Regions from separate parts of the Homo sapiens genome. Here region 2 is linked to region 1. A link is a loop called in an ENCODE intact Hi-C map of the cell type or tissue named here. Cell type or tissue: right lobe of liver. All regions are shown on one strand. Region 1 holds the start of LOC105370943 (a long non-coding RNA gene). Region 2 overlaps EXD1 (exonuclease 3'-5' domain containing 1).

Region 1 (2,500 bases):
CTGAATATCATCTCCATGCTCCAGGTGGAGGAGAAAGCTGAGGGCTCCAGCTGCCCAAGCACCAGAACTTTCTAGCATCCTCCTATCCCAGTGCCCGCCCCAGGCCTGCCTCTGACCACCATTCACCCTCAACCTGCTGCAGGGCCCAGCCTCACCCCACATAAGCAAAGCTGCCAGCAGCGTCCTTTGTGGTGCTGCTCCCGTGTGGCACTGCCTAGGGGCCCCACCATGGGGCAACAGATGGACCTATGGTCTCTCCAGAACAATGGTGGGGGAGGGGCCCTGGCATCGCCCGCCCCAAACAGGAAGCGCTGCATGAGCTTCAAAGGGCTGGCAGGGCCAAGGGGCTGAGTGGGGGAGCCAGTGCCAGGACTGGCGGCTGCCTGAAGAGATGCCTGCCAGCCTCGGGATGCCCAGCCTGGTGGTGGAGGTGGGGCTGTGGTGGCCAGGGCAGCTGGCTCTTGAGCAGAAGATGTCTGGCACCCTGAGGACAGCAGCCTGTAACCTGGGAGCAGGTTAAGGAAAGAGGGCATGGAGTTTGCTGTTTCCCGGTTCAACTGCCACTCGCCAGCGGGGCTGCAGGTTCTTTCCCAGGCCGCGGTTGGCCTGGCCCTCCGGCAAGTAAGCATGAGGGGCAGGGCTGGCACCAAGCCCGCCGCCCACTCCCTGCCTCCTGCTCCCAGCTGCTCCGCTCAGAGCCTTTTCCTCTCCACTTCCTGTTCACACAGGGGGGGGCGGGAAGTGGAGGGAGGAAGTTGGGGGGAGGCGTGTAGGGGGGACCCATTGAATAAAAGGAATTAACCGTTTCCCTCCTCTGACCTCTGGGAATTTCCGCCTGTGAAAGTGTCTCGAAGAATCAGTAGGGCTGGGGGAGTGGAGGGGAACTGCGCCCCCTCTTGGTCCCCTTCCCCCACCCGGTGGCGGTGGGGCCAGATAACTCCCTCTGGGCCCCTAACCTTTGTTTCCCTGGCGCCAGGGGGCAGCGCCAAGTGCGGCCTGGAGCCTGATGGCCTCGAGCCCCCTCCCAACCTTTGGGGTGGGTGCCAGGCACCAGCCTGCGACCCGAGCCTTTGGGGGAGGGGCAGGAACTAGAACTGGTGGTCTCGGGGGAATGAGCTCACATCCGAGCTGGCCACGCTGAGCCCTGTGCCCTCTCCAGGGCTGGTGCCCTTGGCCAGTCGGCCGCGGTGACAGGAGAAGGGAGGGAGAGGCCGGGCAGGCAGGGCCTGGGACTCTGGGCCGGCACACCCTCCGGCGGCCACACCCCCAGGAGCCAGGGTAGGGAGCGGTGGGCTCGGGAAGCCGGTAGACGGCGCCCCCTAGTGCCCACTGCAGACTCGGCGGGGCGGCCCCCAGGGCCCTCTCCAGGGCGGGCCTCAGGAAGCACCTGCTCCCCAGGACCAGTGGCCGCCCTGCGTCTCCCCCAGGTGGCTTCCTTGTTTACAGGCCTCCTGCCCTGGTCCCAGCGTCACTGCCTGTGGCCACTCCTTCTATTTCCAGTGACCGCTCCAGGAGTAGCTCATTCATCTTGGCCCCTGCCCACGCAGCTGCTCCCCCACCCCACCCCCCTCTGGCCCTCCAGGCTTAGGGCCAAAGCCCTGAGGGCCTCCGCTCTGCTCTCCATTCCATGTCTTGCTTGGCTTCCAGGGATCTAAGAGCTGTGGCTTCCCGTTGCCCTGACTCACCGGAACCCTATTCTGTCCCTGCCAGGGAAGCCTGGGGCCTTTTCCCAGGAAAGAGGAAGCAGCCTAGGACCAGATGGGCTGGCTTAGGAGAAGACAGAAGGGGCAGGGGTGTCCCAAGCTGCTTTAGCCAAGCCCTCTGGGAGCAGGGAGCAATAGGGCAGTGTTTGTTTAACTAACAAGTATTAGGCACCCATTATGTGCAAAGACAGAGGCCCCAGTCTGTTTTCTCTAAGAAAGTGACCCCTTCAGAGGTAGGCTAAAGCTTTATACTCACTGTCAGGGGACAAAGACCCTGAGCCCTCAGATGACTATGGTAGGTGTAAGGGGAGCCTAGGCCACATGGGGAGAAGGAAGCAGGAGCCCTCCAAACCTCCTGGGACAGTGCGAAGAACAGAATTAGGATGCCCTCTACTCAATGGGACCCCTCCCCCACATCTGCTCCCACTTCTGCTTCTGGAGGAAGACGGGAGTCTGAGGGGTCATCAAAAATGGGCAGCTTCCAGCCCTCTCAGCTAACAGAGTCCATGAAGAGATCCTCTTGTTTTAGTGGTTAGGGAATTCTGCAGCAAAGTTCAACCTGTATTGCCAGAGATAAAATTCTTTAAAAAAAAAAGGCGGAGGGGTTCTAGCTGGGCACAGTGGCTCATGCCTGTAATCCTAGCACTTTGGGAGGCTGAGGCAGGCGGATCACTTGAGGTCAGGAGTTCGAGACCAGCCTGGCCAACATGGTGAAACCCCGTCTCTACTAAAAATAAAAAAAGTAGCCAGGCGTGGTGATGTGCACCTGTAATCCCAGCTGCTAGGGAGGCTGCGGC
Region 2 (2,500 bases), 280 kb before region 1:
CCATTCTTTTTTTTTCTGATTTTTTTTTTTTTTTTTTTGAGACAGAGTCTTGCTCATCACCCAGGCTGGAGTGCAGTGGTGCAATCTTGGCTCATTGCAACCTCCACCTCCTGAGTTCAAGTGATTCTCCTCCCTCAGCCTCCTGAGTAGCTGGGATTAAAAGCATGTGCTACCGTGCTCAGCTAATTTTTATATTTTTAGTAGAGATGGGGTTTGGCCATGTTGGTCAGACTGGTCTGGAAATCCTGACCTCAAGTGATCCACCCACCTCAGCCTCCCAAAGTGCTGGGATTACAGGCGTGAGCCACTTTTTCCTGACTATTGCAATCTACAGTTGGTTGAATCCATGGATGCAGAACCCATGGATATGGAAAGTATCTCAAGAGAGAAGACTGCATATTTGTTTGAGAACACTAATATCAGGAACAGTACAAAAATTGTGACTATCACCACTATTTTAGTATTTTTGAAGCTATTAGCCAGTGAAATTAGAAAATAAAATATGAGCTATGGAAATTGAAAAAAGGAATCAGAATTATGACTTGCCAGCTATACAACTAAAAACTGAAGAGAAACAACTGAAAAAGACTACCACAAACAAAAAGACAATTTATAAAGTGCCTGGGTACAAATGTAAAAATTACTAGATTTTTGATATCCATACAAGCAGCTAAAAAATATAATCGGATGCCGGGTGTGGTGGCTCATGCTTATAATCCCAGCACTTTGGGAGGCTGAGGTGGGAGGATCACTTGAGCCCAGGGATTCAAGACCAGCCTGGCCAGCATAGTGAAACCCTGTCTCTACAAAAAAATTAAATATTAGCCAGGCGTGGTGGCACACACCTGAAGTTGCAGCTCCTCTGAGTGGGGGAGGCTGACGTGGGAGGATTGCTTGAGCCCAGGAGGTGGAGATTGCAGTAAGCCATGATCACACCACTGTACTTCAGCCTGGGTGACAGAGCAAGGCCCTGTCTCAAAAAAAACCCCACAAAAATTAGCAAGGCATGGTGGCATGCACCTGTGCTTCCAGCTACCCAGGAGGCTGAGGCAGGAGGATCACTAAAGGCCAGGTGTTATAGGTTACAGTGAGCCATGATCACACCATTGCACTCCAGCCAAGGCAACAGAGCAAGACCCTGTCTAAAAAAATCAAAACAAAACAAAACAAAAAACTTCCCAAAACCTGAAAGAGATAACAAAATAAAAATTTGGAGGAAAATAAAAATGTAATCCAATGAAAAAATATGTATATGATCATACATGAGTAGACTATCTTTGGGAGATAACACAAGAAACTGCTCTAAGAAGATGTACCTGCTAACGCAGCTGAGGCCAGGCTGGAAGGGAGACTAACTTTTCCTGTATAGTCTTTATACATACGTGCATACACACAGAGACACACAGCCCTATGGATTCACTGCCTTTTCAAAATATTGAAATTACTAGAAAAATGATACTACTATAATTGAAGACACCAGAGGGTGCTATATGAACACATTTGAATAGACTCTCATTTACCAATTACCATTTGGTACAACAGAAGTGATTTCAGGCCGGGCACTATGGCTCACGACTGTAATCCCAGCACTTTGGGAGGCCGAGGCAGGTGGATCACGAGGTCAGGAGATCGAGACCATCTTGGCTAACGCAGTGAAACTCTGTCTCTACTAACAATAGAAAAAAAATTAGCTGGGCGTGGTGGCAGGCGCCTGTAGTCCCAGCTACTTGGGAGGCTGAGGCAGGAGAATGGCCTGAACCCAGGAGGCAGAGCTTGCAGTGAGCCGAGATCGTGCCACTGCACTTCAGCCTGGGCGACAGAGCGAGACTCCATCTCAAAAAAAAAAAAAAGTGATTTTAAGTACCATATTCAGAAGTTTAGTTATAATAAACTTGTGTTCGCTTTCTCTTCTTAGCCTACATGTATGGAGCTGCCAGAGGAACTGCTTCAACTCAAGGACTTCCAGAAGCAGCGCAGGGAGAAAGCTGCAAGAGAATATAGGGTGAATGCACAGGGACTCCTGATAAGGACAGTGCTACAGCCAAAGAAATTAGTGACAGAGACAGCAGGGAAAGAGGAGAAAGTCAAAGGCTTCTTATTTGGTAAAAATTTTAGGATAGATAAAGCTCCAAGTTTTACATCTCAAGACTTTCACGGGGATGTGAATTTACTGAAAGAAGAATCTTTGAATAAACAAGCTACAAATCCTCAACATCTACCTCCCACAGAGGAAGGGGAAACCAGTGAGGATTCCAGTAACAAACTCATTTGCACAAAGTCAAAGGGGTCAGAGGACCAGAGAATAACTCAGAAAGAACACTTTATGACACCCAAACATGAGTTTCAGGCAAGTTTATCTTTGAAAGAGGAGACAGAACAGTTATTGATGGTGGAAAACAAGGAAGATTTAAAATGCACAAAACAGGCTGTTTCAATGTCTTCCTTTCCTCAGGAAACCAGAGTGTCTCCAAGTGACACTTTTTATCCTATCAGAAAGACT

What was found. Peaks named below come from ENCODE experiments on the same cell type or tissue, not always from the same donor. Only the 100,000 strongest peaks of a DNase experiment are listed, where the experiment ranks them.
Region 2: it touches region 1 in a loop (5-fold over the local background); 96 of 110 quality-filtered maps call a loop at or near these places.

The regions. Positions count from the first base shown.
Region 1 is chr15:40,905,342-40,907,841 of GRCh38, reverse strand. LOC105370943 (a long non-coding RNA gene) reads right to left here and starts at 1,033. Exons shown (of 2, transcript NR_135836.1): 1 at 957-1,033. RefSeq lists enhancers at 58-187, 1,377-1,671 and silencers at 398-457, 1,108-1,447, 1,377-1,671. In right lobe of liver, a CTCF peak has its summit at 1,328 (motif pointing left); DNase peaks (open chromatin) are centred at 321, 671 and 1,361; H3K4me3 peaks cover 1,465 bases; H3K27ac peaks cover 2,500 bases.
Region 2 is chr15:41,184,009-41,186,508 of GRCh38, reverse strand. It overlaps EXD1 (exonuclease 3'-5' domain containing 1), which reads left to right. Exons shown (of 12, transcript NM_001286441.2): 12 at 1,916-2,500. Among named protein-coding and RNA genes, the nearest start is that of EXD1, 45 kb to the left of the region's middle. In right lobe of liver, a CTCF peak has its summit at 1,471 (motif pointing right); no DNase peak of the experiment used is centred here.